2 separate regions of the Homo sapiens genome follow, and region 1 is linked to region 2. The links are chromatin loops, found by intact Hi-C in ENCODE. Cell type or tissue: heart right ventricle. All regions are shown on one strand. Links, peaks and the distances in the headings refer to the core of each region. The heading gives the core; the rest is flanking DNA. Region 1 holds the start of LOC107985634 (a long non-coding RNA gene). Region 2 has its middle 110 kb from the start of TBL1X.

Region 1 (15,454 bases), core at 4,222-12,221, 91 kb after region 2:
CCCCAGACTTCTGGGGCCCCCTGCACTCCCTGAGATCGGGGAAGCACAGCAGCTCCTTATTCCAAGGAAGGGCAGGGTCCCTGCTCTGAGAGCCCCCAGGCACCTCTGCCCACCCGTTACAGCACTCATTATAGTCTGATGTAGGGTGGGCTTATGTCCTTCCATAGGCTTCATGCTTTTCCAGGGCAGGAGTCATGTCTTCAGTGTTCTGGGTTTTCCTGAGCACTTAGCAGTGGGCACTTGCAATCCTCCAATGTTGGTTAAGTGCATGCACTATTAATAGCATTCCATCCACGCCAGGCGCGGTGGCTCATACCTGTAATCCCAACACTTTGGGAGGCCGAGACAGGCAGATCACTTGAGGTCAGGAGTTCAAGACCAGCCTGACCAACATGGTGAAACTCTGTCTCTACTAAAAATACAAAAATTAGCTACTCGGAAGGCTGAGGCACAAGAATCGCTTGAACCCGGGAGGTGGAGGTTACAGTGAGCCGAGATCACACCACTGCAGTCCAGCTCTGGGCGACAGAGTGAGACTCTGTCTAAAAAAACAAAAAACAAAAAAAAAAAAAAAACAAGCATTCCAATAGCAACTTTCCATTGCACAGCAATTCATTCTCCAAGTGTGTTCCTCGGACAAACATTCACATCTGCTGGGAACTTGTTAGAAATGCAGATATGGCCAGGCGCAGTGGTTCACGCCTGTAATCCCAGCACTTTGGGAGGCCGAGGCAGGCAGATCACTTGAGCCCAGGAGTTCCAGACCAGCCTGGCCAACATAGTGAAACCCCATCTCTACAAAAAAATACAAAAATTAGCTGGGTGTGGCATGTGCCTGTCGTCCCAGCTACTCGGGAGGCTGAGGCAGGAGAATCGCTTGAATCCGGGAGGCGGAGGTTGCAGTGAGCTGAATCACGCCACTGCACTCCAGCCTGGTGACAGAGCAAGACTCTGTCTCAAAAAAAAAAAAAAAAAAAAAAACGGATACTTGGGCCTCCCTCACACCTGCTAAATCAGAAGCTCAATGACTGGGGCCCAGCCATCTGGGTTCCATAACCCCTCTGGAAGGTTCTGATGTGTGTGCAAGTCAGAGAGTCACTGCTCTAGCCTAATGGTTTGTATTTTGGGTCAATCAGCCCCTTCATAATTCTCAGGTCTCTTCCCCCCAATTTCTTGGTAGTTGTTTTATTTCGTATTTTGCACTGAATTCTGCAAAGTCATCTAAGTAATATTGTGCCTGCTCACACTTGTACTAATTGAGATCCATGTTTCAGTGAATCATCATAGCTTCAATGTGTTGAGCAAATACTGTATACCAAGCCTAGTATTGAATACAGAAATTACCTTGCCCTCAAATCCACCCTGTGAGAGAGGTAATGCTAGCCCCAGTTCTCAGAGGCAGAATCTGAACACAGCTGTTTAAGTGACGTGTGTATGTTCCCATAGCAGGTCATGCTGCACTTGCAACTCAAAATCACCCTCACACAAACCCAGAATGTCTGACCAAATGTCTGAGCACCCCATGACCTAGTCAAGTGGATAAATAACATTAACCATCACACCAGTCCACCAAGGGAAAACATCCTCAGTCTGTCACCATTTTAATATATTTTTACAAACTTTTAAAAATTGCTAGGAGGTGGAAGATGGACACACCCTGTCTGACTACAATATCCAGAAAGAGTCCAGTCTGCCTTTGGTCCTGTGCTTGAGGGAAGGTATCTAAGTTTCGTCTTTCTTTTAAGCTGTTGACAAATCTCATTGCACTTTTTTTCAATAAAGTTGTGAGATTCCCCCCGCCCCCCAACAAAAAGTTGCTAGCATGAAAGAACAGTTAGGACACATTCCCTTTGTATTTTTGGGGGGGTTGTTTGTTTGAGACAGGATCTCACTCTCTCACCCAGGCTGGAGTGTCTTGCTTCAAAGTTGGTGTTTGTGACCCCAGACTAAATAGTCTTGGAACCTTAGACTCTGTCTTACAATAGGCACCAATCTTTTAGGGCATCCAAGTATTTTGCAACAAAAAGCAGCTTGATGGAGCTAGCACGAAGTGCCACCAGTCAAGCTTGCAAGAGCAACAAATGGGTTCTTCTTGCTGAATTGTTTAACCACGAAATGTGTTTGTCCTGCAGGCTTATTAGCAAAGCGTACTCTTTTGTTCTGGGGGAAGACCCACGCCTCTTTAAGGAACAGAGCAGACCATGCCAAAAGCACTTCAAGGCCTTCCTTATCGCTGTCAATCTGGCACCCTGTGAAAGCTGCGGGGCCTTTCTACTCTGCTCCAAGCTCCCTGCTCCATCCAGCTGGTCCTGGAATCAGCTTTCTCTGCCTGCCTTCATGTCACCCTCTCCCACCTGAACTCCCTCCCCGGAGCCTTCCAAGCCCACCCTTCTCTTCCACTCTAACCTCCACAGCATTTCAGGCACTCATTGACCATCTCTCTGACATTGGGTGTGGCACCATGATCATGTTTGGGGGTCCCTAAGCAAACCCTGACACATACATGGGCCATTCTGCCTCCTGCCTCCTAGTCCCCAATGATAGACATTGTCACCTAATGCCTGAGCACCATGAAAACTGAGGGAAAGAGGAAGAACTGCATCTTCCTCCTCCTCAGAGGTCTCCGCTGGGGACTGGCTGATTCCTTTAGGGCCTTAAAACATTTCCATTTGCAGAATGCCCCTAATAAAATGGAGAAGTAAAGCTATAAATCCTTACCGTATTATTTTCAGAGCAAGAAAGATGGTTACAGATGGGTGGCAGATGGGTAGCGATGGATGGAATCAGTCGATGGATAGTAAGAATAGGTCCTGTAGAAATAAAACACAAGCATTTGTGTATTAATTACTGTATTAAGTCTGTTTAGACTGCTATGACAAAGTAGCATAGACAGGGTGGCTTAACCAACATCGATTTATTATCCAACAGTCCTGGAGGCCGGAAGTCCAAGATCAAGGTGTGAGCACGGCTGGTTCCTACTGGGACCTCTCCTTGGCCTGTAGATGCTGTCTTCTCCCTGTGTCCTCACATGGTGGTCCCTCTATGTGCATCTGTGTCCTCATCTACTATTCTTATAAGAATTCTAGTCGTATTGGTTTAGGGCCCACCCTAGTGATTTCATTTTATCTTAATTGCCTCTTTGGAGATCCTATTTCCAAATACATTCACATTCTGAAGTACCAGGGCTTAGGGCTTCAACATATGCATTTGTGGGGGGAGCATAATTCAGTCCATAACACTTGCCCATTGCTGAGTAACAAACTGCCACAAATGCAGTGGCTTAAAATAACACACGTTTGTTATCTCAGAATCTCCATGGGTTGGGAATTTGAGCTCAGCTTAACTGTGCCTTTTGCTCAGGGTTTCACAAGGCTGTAGTCAATGTGTCAGCAGAACTGCATTCTCATCTAGAGGCTTGGATGGAAAAGAATCCACCATCAAGATCCCTCAGGCTGGGTGTGGTGACTCATGCCTGTAATCCCAACACTTTGGGAGGTTGAGGCAGGATAATCCCTTGAGCCCATGAGTTTGCGACCAGCCTGGGCAACATAGTGAGACCCCATCCCTAGAAAAAATTTAAAAATTTGAAAAATTAGCCAGGTATGGTGATGTACACCTGTAATCCAAGCTACTCAGGAGGCTATGGTGGGAGGATCACTTGGGCCCTGGAGGTCGAGGCTGCAGTAAGCTGTAACTGCACCACTGCAGTCCTGCTTGGATAACAGAGTAAGACTCTGTCTCCAAAAAAAAAATGGTTTCATGACTCAGGGCACTGGCTTCTTGCAGGCTGCTGGCTGGGGGGCGGTCCTGGGGGGGCTGCCCTTGGTTCCTTGCCCCATGGCTGCTTGCTTCTTCAAGACTGTGCATCAGGGAACCTCGTCACTGGTGTGGCATCCCATCTCCTCTGCCATATTCTCCTGGTTAGAAGCAAAACAGGCTGGGCACGGTGGCTCACGCCTGTGATCCCAGCACTTTGGGAGGCCAAGGTGGGTGGATCACTTGAGGTCAGGAGTTCGAGACCAGCCTGGCCAACATGGTGAAACCCTGTCTCTACTAAAAATACAAAAAAATTAGCCGAGCGTGGTGGCACACGCCTTTAGTCCCAGCTACTTGGGAGGCTGAGGCAGGAGAATCGCTTGAACCCAGGAGGCAGAGGCTGCAGTGAGCAGAGATCACTCCACTGCACTCCAGACTGGGTGAGACGGAGCAAGACTCTGTCAAAAAAAAAAAAAAAAAAAAGAAGCAAAACATACGTCCTACCCACACTTAAGAGGCCAGAAGGCCAGAATCCCACAAAAGAACAGGGATCATGAAGACCCCCCCACCTCCCCCCGCCCCGCCAAAAGCAAAGTTTGTTCCACACACCTTGAGGGTGGGAGAAATGAGAGAAAAAATAGTAATAGAAAGCCAGCAGCACAGGGTAAATTTTGCCCCTTCACAAGTTTGCCTGAGGTTGGGCCACATTCACTCACCCAATCCCCAAAGTTATCTTTTAGACCATCCACCCCAACAACCTGGAGCAGTCACTGTTTTGCAAGAGCTTTAGATGAAGACTGTAATGAAACAAGATCAAGGGAAAGACTGGTTTTAAGTATCACTTACTCATCTTCCTCCACCTGCAATTTTCAGCCCCAAAATAACTTGGAGGAAAAAAAAAACCCCTGGATTATTTACATTTGCTCTCTATTTTTAACCACTCTTCTGTTTAAAACATTTAATATCTTCTGAAGCCCCATTAGAGCCTATTTAACCTGTAGCAAGATATCGTATTTATTTTTGCAGCTATTTTCATCTGCTTAGGGAACTTTTTGTTTTCATCTGAGCTTTCAGAAGGAAGTTAAGCAAGGTCAACAGGCCTGGCTGACTTGTCAACTGGTTGTGCTGGGTTCTTAATCATAAAATGGAGCTAAATTCAGAGCAACTTATCATGCATCTCTTTTTATGTGGCTCAGTTTTTCCATTACTTGAAGTTCCCAAACATTAATAAACCTAAATGCACTATTTTTGGTGGGAATGAATGCATTATGCTTTTCAGAGTTGATGTTTTTTACATAACTAAATCATGTTGGCAAGAGGGAGGAGAAACCACCCTTTGTAGGGCATATAGCGATTGGATTTTTTCCTACTGATCTGGAGCTGTTGAAGCAGGGAATGGGGGAGGGGGAAGAAAGGGGAATTCGGCACAGGGAAAATACACCCACAGATTCTGTTCACTATTTTTACTTGATATTTTTTGTGCTACAGGTTGCTTTTGCAACCACTAAGCAAACATTTTCAAGAGGCTTTAATGAAAAAGATGTGTTTGGAAGAAAGCAAAATGACTCCACAAGACTCTAACAGAAAATACACTTGTAATTCTTTGAGCTGTAGTTAGGATAAACATTTGATCCTAGAGACAATCTAGTCACGTGAAACCAAAAGCCTGTAGTCTCAGCTACTAGGGAGGCTGAGGCAGAAGTATCACTTGAACCTGGGAAGCAGAGGTTGCAGTGAGCCGAGATTGTGCCACTGCACTCCAGCTTGGGCGACAGAGCAAGACTCCGTCTCAAAAATAAATAAATAAATAAAATAAAGACAAAAATCCAACCTAGCCCAAGGCTGGTGCAGTAGACACTGCAACAGAATATAAAATGAGTGATTAAAACTCAACAAGAACCATTCAGGAGACCCATGAGCTGGAATATTCTGTTTTACCCTCTTCCTTCTCTTCCCCACCCCACCACACCTTTGCCCTCCAAGGGTTATTTTTGCTGCACGTTACTTTATTCTTTTTCAACCAGCTTTGGCACAAAAATGTAGTGCTTAAGTGTTTAATATTATATTATTCATATTTCCCTCTTGATGTGTTCTAATTCCACCCTTCAATGTTGGACAAAGACATACAAATTGTATTTCTACACTTTGATTTTGCTTGACAGGTTCTTGTAGCTAACAGCCACTGACCATTTCTGTAGATGGTAGAATCCATAGATCGATACAGCTTTCAATATGTTCCAAATCTGGTATTGCTTATCCTTTTTCTGTGAGCTAAGCTGTTATCATTTACTGTCTCTATGAAGGAAGAAAACAGTTATTTGCCCAATGAAGCACAAGCAATCAACATTCTGGTTTCAATATAGATGGCTGAGGAATCAGTGCTGGGAAATGTGTGAGGGGACTGAACCTACACTAATATGTATATTTGCAGTAGGTTCTGATTTCAGGTGTTCCTTTTTGCTACTTCTGAAATAAAAACTTGGCCAAACATCAAGTAGAAGGGTCTTTTGTGCTTCTGCAGTCCAGTGGGGAAATGGTTTCTGGTTACTTTTTCATGTATTAAATTAATTTTATTTTGAAAAAAGTTTTACGAAAGTTTTTCCTGTGTTTTTTTTTAGTTGTGATGAAATTCACATAACTAAATTAGCCACTTTAATGTGTTCAATTCAGTGGCATTTAGCACATTTACGGACTTGTGCAACTTTCACTTCCGTCTAGAGCCAAAACATTTTCACCAGCCTCCCAAAAAGCCCCATACCCATTCAATAGTCACTCCCCATCCTATCGCCTTCTTCCAGCCCCTGGTAACCACTAATCTACTTTCTGTCTCTATGGATTTACCTATTCTGGACATTTCATATGAATGAAATCATGTGATATGTGATCTTTTGTGTCTGGCTTCTTTCACTCGGCATAATGCTTTTGAGGTTCTTCCACATTATAGCATGTGTCAGTAATTCATTAAATTTATTTTTAAATGAAAATAATATTTAAGGGCATTTTCCTGTGTTCAACTATTTATTGATCACCTGTGTGCAAGGCACTGTACTATACATAGCATGCTGGAAAGGTTGGCATTCTCTGTGAAATAATTGTAGGACACAAGCATATGAGTCTCCTGCCTGCAGCACCCCACTCCCATGCCTCAGTCTCTAACATAAAACTACTAGAGGTGGCTGGTTCCCAAAGTAGCCAAATCCCTGTGACTCATAGGCTTTTCCACCCTCCCTTCTCCCCTTCTTAGACAAGATCCGTTTCCCCCAAGACCACACAAGCCATTTTAGAATTGTCGTTTGAACTCATGATATGTCAATGAACAGAAAGCATAGCACTGTGACTGTCATAAAGAAGAGTCGGCCCTCAGGAGAGGCCCAGCTTGCAGGGTAGAAACGCAAAATGCAGACAGCAGTGGTAACTGATGACACAGACTACACGGCTTCCTCCAGTACAGAGGGTGGCCCCCAAGGCTCAGGGCTGTGAAAGGTCCCGGAGGCCTCACCGAAGCAGTGAGACTTGGACGAAGGGGCGGGAGGGAGACTTGGACGAAGGGGCGGGAGGGAGACTTGGACGAAGGGGCGGGAGGGAGACTTGGAGAGGCAGGGTGATGGCCTTCATGGACAAAGGGAAGATTTGAACAAAGACTTGGCCGCGAGAATACACGTGGCCTTTTTAAAAGACGAGACACAGACCATTTTGTTTAGAAAGATTTGTTTGGAAACGAACATGCAGCGATGTCAACGTTGGTTCACTTGAAAGGGAAGCAAACGGGAAAATAACATCCCACTTTCCTTCAGCCCCCGCCCACAACCCCCGCCTTGTACCTGATCTTCTCCAGCCCAGGAGCAACCACAGTAGACCACTGAGACGTCTCCCCACGTCTTTCCATCATATCTTTTTTCCCAGCCAGCCCTAACGGAACCCAGGTGGTTCCTTCAACGGGTCCCACGCGGCGCGGGGCGGAGGGAGGGGGACTAACTCTGGGCATTCTGTCTCTCCGTAGTTTGGTTCCCATCATGCCCCTCTCCCAAGGTCCTGTCATGGCCGCTCTCTTAAAGCAGTTTTCCATTATGCCCCTCTCCCGAGGGAGTTTCCCGCCATGGCCGCGTCCCAAAACAGTTTCCAGTCGGCCGGGTGCAGTGGCTCACGCCTTAATCCCAACACTTTGGGAGGCTGAGGGGGGCGGATCACGAGGTCAGGAGATGGAGACCATCCTGGCTAACACGGTGAAACCCCGTCTCTACTAAAAAAAATAATAATAATAAATAAATAAATAAATAAAATTAGCTGGGCGTGTTGGTGCACGCTTGTAATCCCAGCTTCTTGGGAAGCTGAGGCAGGAGAATGGCGTGAACCCGGGAGGCGGAGCTTGCAGTGAGCCGAGATCGCGCCACTGCACGACAGAGCAGCCTGGGCGACAGAGCGAGACTCCGTCTCAAAAAATAAATAAATAAATAAATAAAACAGTTTCCAGTCATGCCCCCTTCTCAAAGAAGTTTCCCGTCGTGTCTCTCTTCCTTGCCCCTCCCCACTCTTCCTTCATTTATTTATTTATTTATTTATTTATTTATTTAAGACAGGGTCTTGATCTGTCGCCCAGGCTAGAGTGCATTGGGGAGAATATGGCTCACTGCAGTTTCAATCTCCGAGTTCAAGCGATCCTCCCACCTCAGCCTCCCTAGTAGCTGGGACGACAGGGTATGCCACCATGCCCGGCTAATTTTTGTAGTTTTTGTAGAGACAGGGTTTCACTATGTCAGCCAGGCTGGTCTGGAACTCCTGGGTTCAAGTGATCTGCCCACTTCGGCCTCCCAAAGTGCTGGGATTGCAGGGCGAGCCATGGAGCCCGGCCCCTCCCCACTCTTCAAAACCCTCGGCTCCAGCTCTGAAGCAGAGCTCCTCCCTCGTTTGTATCCTCACTTAGTGTATCATACTCTTGGAATAACTACTCAACCAATCAAAGAAAGGACATTTTTCCCCACCCAGGTATACCTTGGGCATCACGAATGATGCGGGGACATCATGGACCTTCCAACTCAGCCAGGCAGAAGGAGGTGTAAAGTGAAAGCCTCAGCTGGGATACGAGGCAGGATGTGCTAAGTTCCCCATGGTTGGTAGAGGCCCCAAGCGCTCCCTGATACTCAGAAAAGACAGGAATAGCTGAGTGCCGCTGGAAAAGCAGGCAGGAAGTGAAGTAGGTGGGGAGGGGCAGGAGATTGTTACAGTTACAGGAGCAACCCGAGAGAACAAAGACACCACGGTTAAAGCTGGCTAAAGTCAGAGGCGATTCAGAGACTGTCAGAATAATCCAGTTATGGGGAAAGAGGTCCTGAGCAGGGGCAGTGGAGCTAGAAGGAAAGGGCAGGTGATAACGGCTGGCAAAGGCAGGAGGAGCTGGATGGGAAGCTTGTGGGGACTTGTTGGGATTGGTGGGGAGGAGAATAGTTACAGAAGGTTTCAAGGCTAAGGTTTGGGTAACTTGGAGAAGGTTGTCTATCTGACAAAAGTTGGAAATTCAGTAACAGGGACAGAGTTTCCTTGGGTGAAGGGTGAGATCTGGGCCAGATCATCACTAGGAGTCCACAGATACAGCCCCAAGCCCCTAGGGTGGAGTCGCACTCCTTCCACAGAGGAAAAGGAGACAGCAACAGGACACACAGAAGAATCATAACCTGCTACTAGGCATGACGTGGGACCCCTGTCACATTTGTTTATGGAACACTTAGCTCTTTGGGGTTCCCAGGGACTAAAGTGTGTGCCTCAAAACACACCCTAACGGCCGGGTGCAGTGGCTCACGCCTGTAATCCCAGCACTTTGGGAGGCCGAGGCGGGCAGATCACGAGATCAGGAGATTGACAACATCCTGGCTAACATGGGGAAACCCCGTCTCTACTAAAAATACAAAAAATTAGCCGGGCGTGGTGGCACATGCCTGTAGTCCCAGCTACTCGGGAGGCTGAGGCAGGAGAATCACTTGAACCCGCGAGGCAGAGGTTGCAGTGAGCCTAGATCGCGCCAATGCACTCCAGCCTGGGCGACAGAGCGAGACTCTGTCTCAAAAAAAGAAAAAGCAAAAAAAACACACCCTAAGATGCTGCCTGTTTCTCTAAACAGGCTAAATGATGCATTAGCTTCAGCCGAATCGTTCTCACCAGTGGAAATGGTGACCTGCTTCTAGTGACGCACCCTGTGTGCAGAGCTGCATGGCTTCTCAGCAAGGCCACAGCCTCTCGGCGTCCTCAATGGCCGTGGCAGTGGGAACAAAGATGTGAGCGCTGGTGTCCTTGGTCCTCCCTGTCTACTCTCTCCAACCCAATGGCCAGTAAGGGTCTCATACCTGCTTTGGTTCTTGGAGAAGGCCAGGGACTGAGTAAGTGCTGGTAGACCGTGAGCACATGTCAGACATTCCCCACCATAATCTCCCAGAAACCCAGCCAGCAGATGAAAGCAGGTGAAAGGAAAGGAAGCGATAGAAAGAGTTCCTGCCAGGGAACAGGCGTGTGCTGTTTTGAGTTTTCCAGACCCGCACTGCAGTGGAGATTGTGGAATTTGCAGGCCTCAACATGTTGGTGAACACAATTTCTTCAATTATCCTCGGTAATTTATGGTGGACTATCATGAAGTCACACTAGATGTGCCTTTGAAAATTAGATGGTTTTCTCCTTTCATTTTAATATTTCTGCATTTCATTGAATAAAATTATAAATAGGGCAATTTCAAAAAGAAAGGAATACAGAATAGCAAACTTTTAGAACACCCATTAGGCAAAGTCCAAACTTAGAAAAATAGATATGTAAATCCTCGTGAGACGATTAACCTTCACCCCAAACACACACACTCATTTCTACTATTTATCACTCAGAACTTTTATGAGAGTTAAGAGTTTCTCCTAAGACTCAGGGATCATTTCTATAGTTTGTTACTAGAGAAGTTTCTCTGGATGTGTAGAGCACCGTAAAATAAAAGGAAAATGAAAAAAGAATAAAAAATTTTTAAAAAAGAGCTTGTCTCCTAAGAGATGATAAGTTTCTAGAAGATAAGGCTGTGTCTTTTTTTTTAATTTTTTCCCCCACAAATCCATAAAATGTACTCAGTGAATGTTTGTTTGATCAGAATTAAATTTGTATTACTAAAAGGGTTTTTGTTTTCAGCTTGTTTATTTTTGCTAGAGGAGCCAGTGAGTTGCTATTTTAAGAATAGCTTTGAATCATGACTTAGGAAGTCAGAATTGTATTAAATGAAGTAGTATCTAAAAACTTCCAGATCCATTAGAAATTATAACTAATGCAATTTGAAAAGAGAGTTGGATCATTCATTTTATACAAGTCTCTGTTTTCAATGACTTTCATATAAATGAACCCTAACAAAAATTTTTACCTACTTTTTGATTAACTTATCCAATGGTATTTCCGCTCTAAAGTATTTTACATGGCAAATAAAATATACAACTTTGGGCTGGGCACTGTGGCTCATACCTGTAATCCCAGCACTTTGGGAGGCCGAGGCGGGTGGATCACCTGAGGTCAGGAGTTCGAGACCAGCCTGGACAACATGGGGAAACCCCGTCTCTACTAAAAATACAAAAATTAGCCGGGAGTTGTGGCGGCACCTGTAATCCCAGCTACTCGGGAGGCTGAAGCAGAAGAATCGCTTAAACCCAAGAGGCAGAGGTTGCAGTGAGCTGAGATCGTGCCATTGCATTCTAGCCTGGGCAACAAGAGTGAAATTCTGTCTAAAAAAACTTTATGCTTGTAACTACATTTCTGTCATATTTATATAGCTTCTGAAATTTGCCCATAGGTTCTGGCAAAGTTGTTTTTTTCTTACACCAAGTGAACTTACAGTTAAAAAAAATAGAAAGTATTTAAACCTGAATGATTTCTGAGGTTGTAGCAGAAGGATCTCCCAAAGGAGGAAAAAAAAACCCTTACCTTCTCCTTATGTGCAGTCTCTTTCACAAATACATAATTTAATAAGGATTTGTGTAAATTTACCTTGTATTTTTTTTTTAGCTAAATTAGTTTTACATATAATATCTAATGCAATTTTCTCACGAAAGTGGGAAGGTACTATTATTACTATTATTATTAGTATCCCTTCCTTATTTACAAACAGAAAATCTTGGAATTCAGAAGGACAAAGCTGCATAATTTGCTCCAGCTACACAGCTACTAAGTGGCAAAGCCAGGTGTCTGGATTCCAACGTTCACGGTCTGGTCCAGTGTAAAACATTTACACTTGGATCCCTTACAAGTCTATAAGTGCTTTATTGAGTATGCTTAAGTAGAAAAATAATTCCTGAAAACTCAGTTCAAAATTAAATCCTTGGAGCTTACACAGTAAAATTCAACTTTCACTTTTGTGGGCCAAGAACTCCTGCTTAGGTGCCCTGGAACAGGAACCCCAGTGCCTTGCTGACAAATGGTCTTCATAGAACACAAATGGCCCTTCGTCATGCTAGAACCAATTGTATCACTTGTGTGTATCTAAGAAACCCAAGGCAGTTCTCCAATCCTGATAGACCAGTCAGGATTCAACCAGACAACTGGAACCAGTAGAAGATACATGCTAGATTTATTGCAAGGAATTGGCTTATGTCATTGGGTGGGGCTGGGCAGGCAGGCCTGAAATTTGTAGGGAAGACAGTTAAGAAGGCAGACTGGAACTCTCTTGGGCACTGGCTGTTCACAGGAGGAATTTCTTCTTCCTTAGGGAAGCCTCAGTCCTGCTATAGAGGCCTTTCACCTGATTATCCAAGATAATCTCTCCCCCGGCTTAAAGTCAACTGATTATGGACCTTATTTACATCTCAAAACAGCCTGGAAGCAACACCTAGATTAGTGTTTGTAGTGGGTTGGATTGTGTATCCTTAAAAAGATAAGTTCAAGTTCTAACCCCTGGTACCTGTGAACGGGGCTTTATTCGGAAATAAGGTCTTTGCTGATGTGATCAAGTTGAATGAAGGCTATACTGAATTAAGGGAGGCGGTAAATCCATTAACTGGATAACCTGTGTCTTTATAAGAGAAAGAAGAGGGAGATCTGGACACACACACACATACAGGGAGGGAGAAGGCCATGTGAAGATGGTGGCAGATATTGGAGTGATGCAGCTACTAAGCAAGGAACACCAAGGACTGCCAGCTGTCATCGGGAGCTGGAAGAGACAGGGAAGCATCCTCCCCTAGAGCCTTCAGAGGGAACATGGCCCTGCCAACATCTTGACTTCAGACTTCTGGCCTTCAGAAATCTGACAGAATAAATTTATGTTGTCTTAAGCCATCTAGTTTGTGGTTCCCTGTTTGAGCGGCCCTAGAGAATGAAAATGGTATTTGATGGAATAACTGAGGATTGTGGCCTAGGCAAGCGGACACATCAAAAGACCACCACCTCTCCATTCCCTTCTCTTCTCCTTTCCCTTCCTTTCCCTCCTTTCCCCTTCCCTTCCATCTCCTCCCCTTCCATCCCCTCCCCTTCCTTTCCCTTCCCTTCCCTCCATCTCAACCCTCTTCATGTCCACTGAGCTCATATTCTGGCTGGGGGAACAGACAATTAAAACTAATGAGCAAGCCAGGCGCAGTGGCTCATGGCTGTAATCCCAGCACTTTGGGAGGCTGAGGCAGGAAGATCACTTGAGGCCTGAAGTTCGAAACAAGCCTGGGCAACATGGCAAACCCCATCTTTACCAAAAAATACAAAAATTAGCTGGCCATGTTGGTGCTCGTTAGTAAACCTAGCTACTCAGGAGGCTGAGATGGGAAGATGGCTTGAGCCTGGGAGGCCAGGGTTGCAGTGAGCCATGGTCAAACCACTGCACTCCAGCCCAGGAGACAGAGCCAGACCCTGTCTCAAGAAACAAAAACAAAAAACTAATGAGCAAATGAACATGAACATGTTAGCCCATGAAAGAAAGACTGGTGAAGAGGGAGGGAGAGGGCACCCATCAGAGCAGAGACCGAAATGCTCGGAGAAGCCTGGGGTCCCTCCTGGAGGAGACGTCCTCACAGAAGCAGCACTGGGTGCAGGTGACAAGAAGCTGCAAACATTCAGGGAACAGCACAAGCATGTTGAGGAGTGGGTGTGCAGGGAAGAAAGAAGAGCAGGGAAAATGGGAGGAGATGGAGTCTTCTACCACTGTATTTTTGTTGTTGTTTTTATGAGACAGGGTCTTGTCTGTTACCAAGCTGGAGTGCAGTGGTGCAATCATGGCTCACTGCAGCCTTGACCTCCTGGTCTCAAATGATCCCACCTCAGCTTCCCAAGTAGCTGGGAACCACAGGCGCACCACCACACCCTGATAATTATTTTAAAATTGTTTTTGTAGAGATGGAGTCTCACTATGTTGCCCAGGATGGTCTTGAACTTCGGGACTCAATAGATCCTCCCACGTCAGCCTCCCGAAGTGCTTGGATTATAGGCATGAGCCACCACACCCAGCTTCTACCACTTGTTGGTTTTTAATTTGCATAGTGACACCTTTTCTCAAAAAAAATGCAATTGTACATGTGTGTAGTATAGAAATTTTGTATGTTTCAAAATAATTATCTTTCAAATCAGCTGCAGTGCAGCATTCTAATTTTTTAAGCAAACTTGTAAAATGTTAGAATAGTTTCAGTTACAGAAAGATAAGATTGAGAGTTCCTGTGTATAATTCAGTTTCTCCATTGTTAAAGCCTTATGCCTCCATAGTACTTTTGTTACAACTATGAAACTGATCTTGGTACATAACTAATAACTCAATGCCCAGTTTTTCCATGTATGTCCTTTTTCTGTCCTAGGGCCCCATCCAGGATTATACATTGCATTAAGTCATCGTATCACCTTGGGCTCCTCTGGGCTGTGACTGGCTCACCATGCTTCCTTGTCTTTGATGCCCTCGATAGTTTGGAGCAGTGCTGATTGGGTATTTTGTGGAATCTCCTTCAGTTTAGGTTTGTATGATGCCTTCTCATGATTGGACTGGGGTTGTGGATGTTTGGACATTCTTAGGTTTTTATTTACAGCATTTCATTGCATACCTAATGTTTCAACAAACATTAATCTATCTTAAAAATAGAATCACATATTTAATGCAGTTATTGTAATGTCTATCTTTGTCCCCTTTATACAAAAATACAGAAAACCAGGAGAGAGGCAGCCACCATTTCATATTCTTAGCTCATACGTGAAACCTTTCCATTTTAAACTTCTGGGAAGAACTTTAACATTAAAAATTCAAACCACTTTGAAATTATGTAGTCAACTGAAAAAGTTTATTTTAGTCATCTAAAGGGACCTGTGCAAAGGAAAACTACTCTTTTAGAAGCATACTTCTTTTTTTTTTTTTTTTTTTTTTTTTTTTTTTGAGACGGCGTTTCGCTCTTGTTGCCCAGGCTGGAGTGCAATGGCACGATCTTGGCTCACCGCAACCTCCGCCTCCTGGATTCAAGTTATTCTCTCTCCTGCCTCAGCCTCCCAAGTAGCTGGGATTACAGGCATGCACCACCACGCCTGGCTAATTTTGTATTTTTAGTAGAGACGGGGTTTCTCCATGTTGGTCAGGCTGGTCTCAAACTCCCGACCTCAAGTGATCTGCCCGCCTTGGCCCCGCAAAGTGCTGGGATTACAGGCGTGAGCCACCGCGCCTGGCCAGAAGCATACTTATTTTTCTCCCATTCCAGAAAACATTCCTTGCCTGGTGCCCTGACCGTTGCTGAAACCA
Region 2 (15,454 bases), core at 4,698-12,697:
AACAAAAAAAAAAAAAAGAAAGAAAAGAAAAGAGGGTGAGCAAAACAGGACAGTAGGGGGTGCTCCAGGTGTCTGGGGGGGGGGCATCGCCAATATCCTAATATCCCAGAGCCTCGGGAGGAGCCCTCTCTCCCAAAGCACTGCCCGCCACATTCTGGGGATGTCCTGCAAAGCCTAAATATTGGCGGTGGGGAGTGGAAATGTTCCCTTCTGTTATATTCTCTACTAGAGTGTTTTGCATGTTGATATATATACATATGTGCATTTCAGCAAGATGGTGGATTTTATTTTTTCTTATTTTTGAGATGGAGACTCGCTCTATTCCCCAGGCTGGAGTGCAGTGGCACGATCTCAGCTCACTGCAACCTCCACCTTCCAGGTTCAGGCAATTCTACTGCCTCAGCCTCCTGAGTAGCTGAGATTACAGGTGCCCACCACCATGCCCAGCTAATTTTTGTATTTTTAGTAGAGATGGTGTTTCACCATGTTAGCCAGGCTGGTCTTGAATTCCTGACCTCAAGTGATCCGCCCGCCTCGGCCTCCCAAAGTGCTAGAATTACAGGCGTGAACCAGGACACCCGGCCCTGAGTGACATTTTTTTTTCCTTCTTTGAGATGGAGTCTCGCTCTGTCACCAGGCTGGAGTGCAGTGGCGCCATCTCAGTTCACTGCTCCCTTGAACCTCCAACTCCCTGGTTCAAGGGATTCTCCTGCCTCAGTCTCCCGAGTAGCTGGGACTACAGGCACGCGCCACCACGCCGAGCTAATTTTTGTATTTTTAGTTGAGACGGGGTTTCACTATGAAGGCCAGGATGGTCTCATGATCCACCGACCTCGGGCTCCCAAAGGGCTGGGATTAAGGGTGTGAGCCACCGTGTCAGGCCAAAATGAAAGGCACAAATCTCAATGTGGGACATGATTTTTGGCATCACAGTGAAAGAAAACAGTCACGTGTTAATGATGAACTTCACAGGCCTCAAAGCTCATGGCCTGAGTTTATGAAGAGTCCCCCAGGAGATTGGTGGTTGGCTTGAAGGAACCTCTCTTTTTGTGTTCATCACACAACTTGATGAGGAATATTGAATATTGAACATAAAAAGAAGAAATTTGAGAACAATACACAGCCTTGCCTTCCACAAATCATCACCCCTTGACTTCCATTTCTTTAGTAAGAAAGAATTAACTCCAGAGCCATTCTGGTATCTTCAGAATGCTGGTTCGCATAGTGGACCTTCAGTTCTTTTAATCAATAATCAATAATTTAATCAATCATATCAATGTTACAATGTGATCAACCATATCTGTCTACCCAAGAGAAATGAAAACATGCATCCACAGATTCCTAGATGAAAGCTCACAGCAGTATCACCCATGAGAGCCAAAAAGTGGAAACAATCCAAATGCCCATCAATGGATACGTGGATATACAAAATGTGCTCTATCCATACAATGGATGTTATTCAGCCATAAAAAGAAATGAAGTTCTGAAATGCCAAAACGTGGTTGAACCTTGAAAACACTATGCCAAGATGCAAAAAGGCTACATATCGTATGATTTATTTTATAAGAAATGTCCAGAACAGGCTAGAGACAGAAAGTAGAACAGTGGTTGTTGCTGGTGAGGGGAGGAGAAGGATGGGAAGAGACTGCCAGTGGGCACAAGGTTTCTTTCTTTCTTTTCTTTTTTTCTTTTTTGAGACGGGTCCTTGCTCTGTTGCCCAGGCTGGCGCGCAGTGGCTCAATCACAGCCCACTGCAGCCTCAACTTCACAGGCTCAATTGATCCTCCTACCTCAGCCTCGCTAATAGCTGGGACCACAGGGGCACACCACCACACCTGGCTAATATTTGTATTTTTGTAGAGATGGGGTTTCTCCACATTGCCCAGGCTGGTCTCAAACTCCTGGACTCAAACGATCCCCTCGCTTCAGCCTCCCAAAGTGCTGGAATTACAGGCAGGAGCCACTGAGCCCAGCCTGCGCCAGGTTTCTTTTTGGGGTGATGGAAATGTTCTAAAATTAGATTACCATCAGGATTGCACAACTCTGTAAATTACTAAAAACAAAACAATGAATTATGCAGTTACAATGGGTGAATTTTACGCTATGTAAATTGTATCTCAAGAAACTCTTCTAGAGTTTGATTAACTCTCAAGTTTAAAAATGTTATAGCGTTGGCCGGGTACAGTGGATTACTCCTGTAATGCTAGCACTTGGGGCTGCCGAGGCAGGTAGATCGCTTGAGCTCAGGAGTTCGAGACTAGCCCAGACAACACGGCAAGACCCTTGTCTCTTAAAAAAAAAACACAATAAAAAGTTATAGTGTAACAGATCATTTTTGCAGGCACTGTCTCCAAGTGAAAAAAGGCCCCTATTATAGACCTATTAAAGGCAAAATACCTTCAGGATAGGCCACTCTAAAGCTAGCATGTGCTAGAGCAAATCTGTGACAAATCCTGGCTTTTTCTTCAAGACCATTTCTCTGCTTTCCTACTTGGGTCTAAGCCCTCGTTGCTTTGGGAATGCACTTGAGCTCAGTCCTTCCAGCCTTTTCTGCCTTCCTGCTGGTTCCCAAGACACTCTGCACCAGATCATCTTTGCCATGGTGTTTCGCTGCCTTTCCCATATGCCATACAAAATCATCCATAAATTGCTGGGCACGGTGGCTCACGCCTATAATCCCAGCACTTTAGGAGGCTGAGGCAGGCGGATCTCTTGAGGCCAGGAGTTTGAGACCAGCCTGGCTAACATAGCAAAACCCTGTCCCTACTAAAAATACAAAAATTAGCTGGGCGTGGTGGCACATGCCTGTAATCCCAGCTACTCGGGAGGCTGAGGCAGGAGAATCCCTTGAACCAGGGAGGTGGAAGTTGCAGTGAGCTGAGATGGCGTCACTGAACTCCAGCCTGGGAGACCCAGCAAGACTCTGTCTTTAAAATAATAATAATAAATATAATAATAATAATAAATATATAATTATTATATATATAATTATATATAAATATATATAAATAATAATAAATAATAAAATAATAATAATAATAATACCAATCCATCCATTTATGTCACTGGCGATGTATGAGGTTAAGCCCGGCCTCCTTAGGCTCTCCTTGAACTAACCTCATCTGACTAGCGTGAGCTGTTTGGTGGTTCCTTCTCCCCCAGGAAACTCCCATCCACAGTAAGAAGTACATTTCACACAGAAACACAAGACCCACATACACATATATGTGACCAAAATGTGACATGATGCTCATGAACTTATCCTTCCCCTTGCCATGGGCTCATTCTATAATTTTCTGGGCTATCCACTTCCATTTCATGCTTTCAGTGCTAGTCACTACCCACTCAACTGAATGCACAACCAACTAATTTTTGAGATACGCACCTCAGCAATTTAAAAAGCTTTGGTCTAGACCAGTGGCCCTCAGCCAGCAGGGATTTTACCCCACAAGGGATATTAGGCAATGTCTGCAGACTTTTTGAGTTGTCTCAAACAGGTGCGGGGGGTGCTCCTGACATCCCATGGGTGGAGGCCAGGAATGCTGGTCAACCCCCTACCGTGCACAGGACGGCCCCACCACAGAGCATGCTCCAGTCCCAAATGTTCACGGTGCTGACATGGAGAAACTGTCGTCTCAACTACAGAAAAGCCTCAGTCTCGGCCTGGTGCAGTGGCTCACCCCTACAATCCCAGCACTATGGGAGGCCAAGGCAGGCAGATTGCTCGAGCTCAAGAGTTCAAGACCAGCCTGGGCAACATAGTGAAACCCCATCTCTACTAAAAATACAAAAATTAGCCAGGCGTCATGGCGGTCCTGACGCCTGTAATCCCAGCTACTCAGGGGGCTGAGGCAGGAGAATCACTTGAACACAGAAGGCGGAGGTTGCCGTGAGCCAAGATGGCGCCACTGCACTCAGCCTGGGCAATAGAGCGAGACTCTGCCTCAAAAAAAAAAAAAAAAAAAAATTAGCCAGGCATGCATGGTATCAGGTGCCTGTAGTCCCAGCTACTCGGGAGGCTGAGGCAGGAGGATCGCTTGAGCCCAGGAGGCAGAGGTTGCAGTGAGCTGAGACCACACCATTGCACTCCAGCCTGGGGGATAGAGTGAGACCCTGTCTCAAAAAATAAACAAAAAAAAAGAAAAGAAAACGCTCCAGTCACTTCATTGACTAAACAGATCTTGTAGTTAACTCTAAAATAAGTTGGAAGGAGAATTCTCAGTAATGAATAAAAGAGAGCTTGTTCCTGCCTCTCCTTCCCCCTTCTCACCAATATCTCCATGCTTGATGTTATTAATCCCATGTGTGCCATGTAGACCCCAGCCAACTTTGGATCCCAGCCACAGTCTCTGACTGTACAGTTATTATTTAAATGAGGGCTGATTTGCAGTGGATTTGCACAGGCGTCAGTTGCCTTAGCTTATGTGGAGCGGTGTTGGTCCTATCCCTTGGTCACTGCCTCCTGCACAGCTAATCCCGCTTACCCCACATCTAAACCATGTGTCCTGTGATGCTCCAGTCTGGCCCCACATTGGGGGCACTCTGGGAGCTTCAAACACTCCCACCACCCAGGTCCCACTGGCAGAGACTGGGGTTTCATTGGTCTGGGGTGTGGCCTGCACATCCAAATTCTTGAAAGCTGCCTGGCAGCTTTCAATTTTTTTGCCTTTTTGTACTGGCAAGGTTGGAGCTTCGTGATACACTCCTTCCAACACTCCCAAGGCAGGGCTGCATGCCTCCACTTTGCTCCCATTGTGAACATTCTCAGACTGCACATTCCTCTGTATTTTATGATAGAGACAAACCCACAATCGCCTTTTGGGAGGCATGCTCCTATAAGTTAATATTCTGAATTCTGGTTCATGGAAGCTTCTCCTGGGGAAGAAATAATGCTAGATTATTGCTGGGGAATGGAACTGAATAACACTTCTAAAAATAGAATCGTTTATGTAAGTCAATCCTGGCACCACTGGCATTTGGGACTGGATAATTCTGTTGTAGGGGGCTGCTCTGTGCACTGTAAGATGTTTGGCAACATCCCTGGTCTCCATCACTGGATGCCAGGCGCGCCCCGCATTGTGACAACCAAAATTGTCTCCAGACATTGCCAAATGTCCCCTGGGATGGGAGGAGCAAAATTGCCCCCAGTTGAGAATCACTGACTTAAGAGTATACAGAAATGTATTTCTGCTTTGCTGATTTTTAACTACATGAAAATACATATATATATTGTCAAAATATTTTCCAACCAATTATGTAATACCAAGTGTGCTGTGTTTTGTTGAGGTGGGAGAAAGAACCATACCTCTTCACTGAGGTTACATGGATAACTGCTTTAGAAGATCCATTGGTACACTGAGTTCTGCAAGGAAATAAAACATTTCTAAATTTAAAAAAAAAGAAGAAGAAGACCCATCGTAAGACTAACTGGAAAAAAGACACGATTCCATTCACAGCAGAGCATGGTAATGAGCTCAATGAAATTAGCAAAGACCAGGGATCTGGCCAGTCCTTGTTCCCGCTGCTGGCTGCCGACCAGTCCCTGGGGCACCTCCTGAGTGCCATTCTGCCTTCTCACTACACGTTCCTGTCTTTGGGGGAATCATGGGATCTCTCCCCTTGCTGAAGTTGTCCCTTCAAACACCTGGAGAGTAGCCTGCCTATGAGGAACAAGACATGGCAGTTTGGGGACAGTGTGTCACTTCTACATTACAGAGAGCTGTTGCGCATGATTCCATCCAACTGCTTGTCACTGCACAGAGCTGCACTGGGGAAACAAATAATGCATAACTATTTTTAAAAAATAAACAGAGCATCCACGGGTTTTTAAAATGTAATCTGCAACATTTATAGAACTATGTTAGGAATTATAAACTATGTTAGGTGAGCAATTGGCCATCTGAATGCTTTCCCTGTGAATTGTTTGTGGGGGAATGAGTCATCCTTTTCCCCTTTCTTGGACCTGCATCCATTATCCTGCAGTGGAGCGATGTGTTCATATATGACTTACACATGGGACCAGCTGCATGATTTGTGGGGCGCAGTGCAAAATGTAAATTTGGGGTCCTTTGTTCAAAAGCAGAAAAGAAAGATTTTTCCTTCCCTCCTCCCCAGTCGTTCTGGACCTGTCATGGTGTTTTTTCACTTATTCTTATTATTGTTAGAGACAGGTTCTTGCTTTGTGGCCCAGGCTAGAATACAATGACACAATCATAGGTCACTGCAGGCTTGACATCCTGGGCTCAAGCAATCCTCCCGCCTCAGCCTCCCAAGTAGCTGGAACTAGAGGCACACACTCCTGCGCCTGGCTTTTGCTTTTTACTCTTAATGCAGCACCTCTTTGGGCATAGGGATACTCGGAGGGCCAATGTGGACTCTCACAGGCTCCCGGGGTCCCACCCACGACTTGGCAGGTGGGGCACATGCCTGCTGACCTGAACCTCTCCGCGCCTGCCAGAAGGCAGAGAGTAGCCACATCATTGGATGGGGGCAGGGAAGTGGAGCACAGAGAGTCCATCCTGGGAGGCAGGGAGGTGGCACCTCCAAGCCCTGGGCTCATGCTCCACTGTCCTGTCAGACCGTCGCTTTCAAAATACAAACTCAAAGACAACATGATGAGGCATTGCAATATGGAGGTTGCAGAACATTAAACCAGTCCATGTGGGACTGAACTGTCACAAGGCAGCAAAGCTGGCCCTGCTTACACATAAAATACTAGCTAATCTCTATATAATCAGGGAAAGGTTACATTAGAATGTTTTCCAAATCACAAGGATGATACTATAACCAGCTACCCAAAACATTCATACTTTTAGGTTAAAATTTACATTTTAGTCTCCTTGACGTCTGGGTATTTGGAAAAAAAGAAAAAAAATTAACGTTTTAGGCACTTCCATTTTTCTCGAGAGCCAAAATTTTCCTTTTGTTTTCATTATTAATGTCTATACAACGAAAACATGCATCGTACATTTTTAAAATCGACTTTCCTTTTGCTGTTTTTGCCATACATTTCCTGACTGGTTTGTAAAACAGCCAAAAAGAACTGAGGAGTGGTAGCTTATGCTATGACCAAAAAATATACATTTCACAAAATTAAGTTGTCCCACGCTTGAAAATAAAATAAAATCACTTGCCAGTGACTTTGAATGTGGCTAAGCAGTGTGGCTTGCCAATTATGAGGTGTGAAGATAAAGGACTGTCACGCTAAACTTGTCTTCTTTCATTTGATGTCAGTTTCTCAGAGTAGGGACCTTGAACCACCTGTACTGAACTTGGAACCACCTCAACCTGCCCAGCTCCATGGATCCCAGCTCCAGGGTGAGATCTTAGGTGACTGCCTTTGTAACACGCATCACAGGTGGCTGAAACACACCCACAGTTTGAGACCCACTGTCTGGTCTAACATCACTCTGTCCTCGGAGTTTTTTTTTTTTTTTTTTTTTTTGAGACAGAGTTTCGCTCTTGTTGCCCAGGCTAGAGTGCAGTGGCGCGATCTCGGCTCACCGTGACCTCCACCTCCCACGTTCAAGCGATTCTCCTGCCTCAGCCTCCCGAGGAGCTGGGATTACAAGCATGCGCCACCACGCCTGGCTAATTTTGTATTTTTAGTAGAGATGGGGTTTCTCCATGTTGGTCAGGCTGGTCTCGAACCCCTGACTTCAGGTGATCCGCCCGCCTCGGCCTCCCAAAGTGTTGGGATTACAGGCGTGAGCCACTGCACCCAGCCTTGTACCCGGAAATTGAGAACAACACAAGCCCCTCCCAGAAACACTACACATCCTCTCTTGTTGTGGCTGCTGAACTTACTCTGACACATTCCTTGGCTGAAATACCAGCAAGCCACAGACACACCTTGCCTAAAGGCGTCCACAACACCACTGATGCAAGCAGTCGCACAGCAAAATTTTGCGGCCACAGGGATCCACCTGCTGGCCCACAACTCACATCTCTGGCCGCATTGGGTTCCAAGTGCGCTCAGGAGTTAATCACACACCCTTTCTTCTTGGCTTCTCTCCTCTCCTGAGGCAGGTATTACAAATACAAACACCCATTTCCTTCTCTGTGTTTATGCTTTCTTGGCACAATTCCTACTTGAAAGGTAGGAACAAAAATTCAAAATGCAAATACCCTCAGCTCAGGAATCACATTCTTATCTTTTCTTAGGAGATGACTTGTTTTTAACTTTAAAAAATCCTCAACATAAAAAAATGGTTTTTGTTACATTCTTGAGACAGAAATCTGCTAACTTGGCAAATTTTTTTTAAACTTATTCCTTTCGTTATGGTCACACACACCTTTCTTTTCTAGGGGCAGCAGTAATTTGCATTAGACACGACGCACACTTGCTTTCATTTCTCAGTGTCTAAAATACCATCTTCTTGTCACTTCTCTTTATCAAGCCATGCACCTAACAATGACTTGTTCGCTTCAGGAGACTCAGGAAAAGGAGCTGCTGGTCCTTGTTTTATCTGCACATTTCTTGAAGGATCCCATCCAGCAAAACCTGGCCTGCCTTCCCTGGAATTTTAATTTTGCCCCAGATTGTGTGTTGGTTTTATTATTTAAACAAATTTTAAATTACAGGAGTACAAGGAGCCCTAGAAGCAAAAGAAACTATTCAGATGACTGCTTAGAAGCTTTCGTAAATTCTGCAAGGTGGTGATAACTGTCGATGACTCGGCAGGTTTTTCGGAGAAATGTACAGGAAGCGAAACCCACTGCGTGTCTAACGGGTCCAGTATGTCATTGTGCAACGTCCCACAGGCCTTCAATGTCCTCAGAGCTATTTTGTGACCTACACACTGCATGGAGATGCCCCACCGGCTTTGATTGCACCCTCTAGCAAAAGAGATTTCCCTGCAGCTTGAATGGGGCAAAGCAAGTTCTTTGAAACAACAACCAAAAAGATGCGGGTTGGGGAGAAAAGCTTGGCTCTTTCCCCAGACTCTCTGGATAGCGCAGCTTTCCTTTTTTCTATCCTCCTGGCTTTTTGTTCTCCATCATTACTCTGAGTCAGCAAGGAAGAAATGGCAAGGGACTCCGGAAAAACATGTGTGATAGGGTGCCTGAGCAAAAGGCAACATTTCATCAGTTCTTTTTATGAATCAGTCTTTGATTTGGGGATGTACTGTCCAAAGTGAAAGACTCCTTGGAGATTTGCCTGGTAAGAGAGAGACATGTGGTAAACCAATTCAAGGTCAGGCAGATCGGGCTTGGGTTGCATAGGTTTTTGTAGCCCAGCCCCCCAGGCTCTCCACTCACCCTACAGCACGCATTAGCTGCGTGTCTCTTTGCATAGAGTCGCTTTTCATAAGGATCCTAAGGTGCAGGGGAGCAGCAGCCAAGGACAGCTGCCCAAAGTAGCCTGCTTCCAGGACTGCAAAGAAATGGAAAGAGCAGCATGAAAGGACCCAGTCATGGCCTGGCACAGTGGCTCACACCTGTAATCCCAGCACTTTGAGAGGCCAAGGCGGCCGGATCACTTGAGGTCAGGAGTTTGAGACCAGCCTGGCCAACATGGTGAAACCCTGTCTCTACTAAAAAATACAAAAATTAGCCGGGCATGGTGGCACGCACCTGTAATCCCAGCTACTTGGGAGGTTGAGGCAGGAGAATCACTTGACCCCAGGAGACAGAGGTTGCAGTGAGCCAAGATGGCGCCACTGCACTCCAGCCTGGGTGACAGAGTGAGACTCTATCTCAAAAAAAAGAAAAAGAAAGAAAGAAAGAAAAGAAAAGAAAAAAGAAAGGACCCAGTCACACCAACTAACCCATCGATGTCCAACAGGGGGCTACGCTTGGTTACAAAACACATACCTGCATGTTGAGAACCATACAAATAGAAGTGTGTGGGCCAGGCACAATGGCTCACGCCTATAATCCCAGCACTTTGGGGGGCCTAGGCGGGCAGATCACCTGAGGTCAGGAGTTCGAGACCAGCCTGGCCAACATGGCAAAATCCCGTCTCTACTAAAAATACAAAAATTAGCCAGGCATGGTGGCAGGTGCCTGTAATCCCAGCTCCTCCGGAGGCTAAGGCAGGAGAATAGCTTCAACCCGGGAGGCAGAGGTTGCAGTGAGCCAAGTTCGCACCACTACACTCCAGCCTGGGCGACAGAGCGAGTCTCGTTCTCCAAACAAACAAACAAAAAACAATTAGAAGTGTCTGTGCAATACTAGCTAATATTCTGCCTGCATTTCCAGCCCTGCTGACTCTTGTACAGGACCTAAGGTCAACAGTTCTTGGGCTCTGAGGAACTTTGCTTCTCTTTCTGGCCTCAGCTCCACAGGCTCCATGAACCCAGGTCTAGGGATCTAGTTCACTCAAAGGGACTACGAAATCAAGCTAAGCCACTCAGTATTCTTATCGTATCCTCCTCCAAAAGCAACAAGATGTATGCTCAAGAAATAAGAAGACTCTAGCAAGCAGACCAGAGTGTGTCTGGCATAACTCTTTTTGGAATAAAGTAAGCGCCTTCTAATTAATGGTATTGCTCCTGTAGGTTTTCAAGTTTTATTTAATTGAATAACCACTTATGTGGCGAAGCTCTATGCTAGCATTGAGAGAAGAGAGACAGGGATCCTACCATTGAGTGGGTGGCTTTGTAAAAGGATCTGCAGTCAGTGAGAGGAATTTACAAACAGCCAGAGCATTCACAAAGCAAAGGAAGAAGTTTACAAATATCGGTATCTACGTAGGTGAGACCACAGCGGCTCAAGATCCCTTTGCATCGGGGGTTGGTCAGAGCTTCAGGGGAATCCTTTGGAATCTCATCTCATTAAGGGGTGCTCAGAGCTCTGCCCCAGACATCCTGAGACCCAGTTCTTGAGGAAGTCGTCCATCGGTGCCCAGGCAAGACAGGTAAGGATGGGAGGTCATGCGTGTGGAGTGCCATGACCGGGCCACGAAGTGCAGCAGCTGTGTAAGGGGGTGATCCACAGCTAGGCGAGCTTCACAGTCATCCTCGGATATGCACAGAGTGGTCAAAGTCTTTGAAGTTGCTCAACATGCATGTTCCCAGCTGAGGTCAAACGAGGAGACCCTCTGCCTTCCTGTTTCAGCTCTCATTGCTGTAAACCAGTGTCTTTTTCACAGCCTACCTCGTGCCATGTTTTTTGCATGTTTGTACTTCTAACTAATTATTTCACTTATTAAAATGGTTCCCAAGTGTAGAGCTGAAGTCCTGTCTTCTGTTCCTAAAACAAGTAGGCTGTGATGTGCCTCACAGAGAAAATACACATTTGACAGCTATTATTCACGTATGAGTTACAGTGCCGTTGGCCGTGAGTTCAACCTTAATGGATCAATAACATATATTAAATGAGGTGTCTTCAGCAGAAGACACACAAAACAAGATTGTGTATTGATCCGTTGACAAAAATGTTTGACAAGAGGCTCCAAGACCCCGACCTGTGTGTTTCTCCTAGGAGCAGAAGTTTAGTATTTGCTAATTTGGTGCGCATGGAGGCTGTAGAGAACACCGCTACTTTGAATAATGAGAATTGACGGTATTTGTTAAACGAATTAAAGGAAGTGTGTCAGAAGAGGGATGAGGAAAATGTTCTGGGTGTTCAGAGACCACTTCCAATGGGGGGAACCAGGGAGAGCCCACTGGAGGGGACACGTGTGAGCTGCGTCTTGCAGAGTGGGTCAGACATGGATAAATATTGGTCATGTACGCCCTGAACGGTGGAATGGCATGAGCACAATCCCGATGTGGGAAACCTTGACACTTGTACATAGAGCTTGCCCCAAGCTCAGACCCTTTGAGTCTCGATGGCAGTTCTATGACTCACAGGATGTGTGACCTTGAGGAAGTCACTCAGCTTCCGGTGAGGTGGGGTTAACAATATCACCTATCTCATGAGGTTGCTATAAGTAACAAAATAGATTACATCTTAACCAAGAGCCTGGTTGGTGCATTGTTAAACGTTCAAAACCATTCAGTTATTTCTGTTGTCATTATTCTATTACCAGGTCACTGCATATTTCCATTTGGCTCAATCATAAGGAGTTCGAGGAAAAATTGTGGGAAATAGGGCTGTAAATACGGGATGAAGTCAAGTCCCAGCGGACCTTGGAGTCTAGGTTAAGAAACTGAGGGCTTTTTTTACACCATAGCTCTGGACAGCAAGAGTGGGTTTTTGTAAAGAGACAGACATGATAGAGTTGTGTTCTAGCCTGAAGCTGACAGTGAGAACAGATGGGGAGAAGTACTGACGGGACTGAGGGACAAAGGAGAAGAGGGCCCAGGAGGCGTGAGGGCTCCAGGATAAAGGGGAAAGGAGGACATCAACTCAAAAGAGGCAGAAGGGCGTGCAGGGCGCTGGCGGTGTTCTGCGTCTTCACCTGGTGCCGCTTCCAGGGAAGCATTCAGTTTATGAGATCTGGGGAGCTGTTGACTTATCAATAGTGTGCTTTTCTGTATGTAGATGGACTTTGGTGAATTTGGTAAAAAGTGATGGAAAGGTTTCAGGCAGGATGATGAGTTAGAGGAGGGAGCGATTTAAGTAAACAAGATGGAAGAGGGACAGAGTTGGGTGGGGACGACACTGAGTTCGGTTGCAGCAAGTTGAGTGGGTTTGGATGGAAAGCTGATGGCCCCATGCTGGGAAGAGGTACCATGTCAAAGCCACCATCTCAGAATCAAGAATCTGGAGGTAGGGTTATAATTCCCATGGTTCTTAAGTGAAGCACGAAAAGGAAGGGAAGGAAGAAGGAAGGAAGGAAAAACTGGCCTTATTAGGTAGTAAAACTCAGGAAATTCAATGACAGCCGGGCCAGCATTCCTGTCTTCTCACATATGAAGAAATACAGGTTTCTGTGTCCTGTATAAATCTGGTTCCCAGTTTTTCCTATGAAACAGGGATGTACCGCAGCCTGACTAAAATTCTAATGGAATGCCAAGAAGTTTTGCCAGTGTCTTAGCTTTTACTGGTAACCACCAACTGTCCAGGAAGGGAGAAATAGATGTCCAAAAAGAAGCTTTTAAATGTCTTCATTCTTCCTCTGTTAGTCAGACTTATTTCACTTTGGGAATTAGGCTAAAGTGGAAGTGGAAGGTGAAAGTAAAAAAGCAAATTCTGACCGGGAGCGGTGGCTCACGCCTGTAATCCCAGCACTTTGGGAGGCCAAGGCAGGCAGATCACTTGAGGCCAGGAGTTCAAAACCAGCCTGGGCAACATGGTGAAACCCCATATCTTCTAAAAATACAAAAATTAGCTGGGTGTGGTGGTGCATGCCTGTGATCCCAGCTACTCAGGAGGCTGAGGTGGGAGGATTGCTTGAGCCCAGAAGGTCGAAGTTGCAGTGAGCTGAGATTGTGCCACTGTACTCCAGCCTGGGTGACAGAGCAAGATCCTGTCTCAAAAAAAAAAAAAAAAAAAAAAGTGAAATCCTATTTGTCATCCAAAACCAAGCCTGTTTTCTGTTTTCACATGCTTAAGCAAGTGATCAGAGATGGCAACTGTGTCTGGTGTCCTGGTCTTAGTTAACCTGTGTGTACTCATTAAATAGCAGGGGGTATATGGGGCGCTTATTTCAATGAAAACAATTACACATGCACATTTTGTCTGTTCAGCATTAATGATTCCCTGTTGGCAGAGCTGCACACTGGGTGCTTCTTGGGCTTCAAAGCAAGCTTATTAAATAGAAATGACTGTCAAGTCTTGTAATTTGGGTAACTGCCAAACAGACCACGGATGAAGGCAGAAAAAGAAGAAAATAAAGACTGATTACCTGCAGCACTTCTTGTTTCCACTACCAGAAAAATTACTCTGGAGGCCCCAGTGCTTATCTGCTTTCCCCATACAGCTTCCACGAGGGAAGGCCTCCTGCGTACCCAAGTGGGACCATCTGAGCTTCTCTCTAAGCCTGAACATTGTTTCTAAGCTACCTCCAGGGTACCAAGGCCAGGAGGAAGGGTTAATTAGGGCAAATAAATTCAGAGGAAGCGCTCTATGTGCATTATCGCCCTTATTCTAGAGCCGAAGGAGTTTGTGAATCTACCCAACTTCCCACCATACCGTTTGGGGATCTGTATTTGATTTTCATAGTCTCACTAAAAAAAAGATAGCATTCCCCATAAACTCAAAAAATAGTTACAAATACAGGTTGAAGCTAGGCACGGTGGTGCACACCTGTGATCCCAGTGATTCGGGCGGCTGAGGCAGGAGGATCACTTGAATCCAGGAGTTCAAGGCTGTGGTTAGCTATGATCGTGCCACTGCACCCCAGCCTGGGTGACACAGTGAGACTCTGTCTCTAACAATATAAAATAAAGTAAAATACAGGTTGAGAAACCCTAACCCAAAAATCCAAAATCTGAGATGCTCCAAAATCCAAAGCTTTTGGAGTGCAAACACGATGCCACAAGTGGGAAATTTCATTCCTAACCTCATGGGAGGGGTCACAGTTAAAATGTGGTTAAGACTTTGTTTTATGCACGAAATTATTAAAAATATTATATAGGCTGTGTGTGGTGGCTCACTCCGGTAATCCCAACACTTTGGGAGGCCTAGGCGGGAGGATCACTTGAACCCAGAAGTGCAAGGTCAGCCTGGGCAACAACAGTGAGATCCTGTTTCTACAAAAAATTGTTTAAAAATTAGCTGGGTATGGTGGCTCGTGCCTATAGTCTCAGCTAACTGGGAGGCTGAGGTGGGAAGATCACTTCAGCCCAGGAGGTTGAAGCTGCAGTAAGCTATGATCGCATCACTGCACTCCCGAGTGGGAGACAGAGTGAGACCCTGTCTCAAAAATATATCTATTATTTTTATGCCATATAAAAAATATACATATGGTATAAAATTCCCTTCAAGGTCTGTGTATAAGGTGTATATGAAACAGAAATGAGTTTCATGTTGAGACTTGGGTCCCATCCCCAAGATATCTCATATGTACATGAAAATATTCCAAAATCCAAAAAAGAAATCTGAAACATGAAACACTTGTGGGCCGTAGCATTTTGGATTAGGGACACTCAACCTGTACTCTATATCCTTAATGAGCCGGAATACGTCTCAATCAAAATTGTTTTCCAAAGTCTGATTCCAAGAAAGAAGTCACTGTTGATGAAGATGGGTGGGACTTAATCAAAAATGCAACTTCCAGAGTGCATCTTGGGGCCATTACATAGAAATCACCCTTAAAGTACAGCAGAGGGCTTGTTAGCCCAGCTGAACGCTGGTCCCAGGGTAATGCAGGATCCCTGTCCAAGGAAGATTCAATTAGGCCCAGTACGCCTAACTCACTGCAGGAGGGAGGACGACTGAACTTTTTTTTTTAGAGTGTTGCAACAAGGCAGTATCTAAGACAAGGCAGTATCTAAGAGTCTTTTGATGAAACTCGGAAGCCAGAAAATTAACTTTAATTCCACAATCCACCCCCCAAGGTTTAACTGTGTTTTAAAACCTAAAACTGTGTCTTTGTCATGTGAAAGATGGATCTGACTAA

The links. Peaks named below come from ENCODE experiments on the same cell type or tissue, not always from the same donor. Only the 100,000 strongest peaks of a DNase experiment are listed, where the experiment ranks them.
Region 1: a loop joins it to region 2, with 3 times the contacts of the local background. A loop is called at or near these places in 12 of 110 quality-filtered maps.

What each region holds. Positions count from the first base shown.
Region 1 is chrX:9,435,790-9,451,243 of GRCh38, forward strand. LOC107985634 (a long non-coding RNA gene) reads right to left here and starts at 7,735. Exons shown (of 4, transcript XR_001755795.1): 1 at 7,578-7,735; 2 at 2,719-2,810. RefSeq lists a silencer at 4,459-4,659. In heart right ventricle, for the core only: no CTCF peak of the experiment used is centred there; no DNase peak of the experiment used is centred there.
Region 2 is chrX:9,344,121-9,359,574 of GRCh38, forward strand. No RefSeq gene overlaps it. Among named protein-coding and RNA genes, the nearest start is that of TBL1X, 110 kb to the right of the region's middle. RefSeq lists enhancers at 8,314-9,513, 8,592-8,651, 8,672-8,781. In heart right ventricle, for the core only: no CTCF peak of the experiment used is centred there; a DNase peak (open chromatin) is centred at 8,720.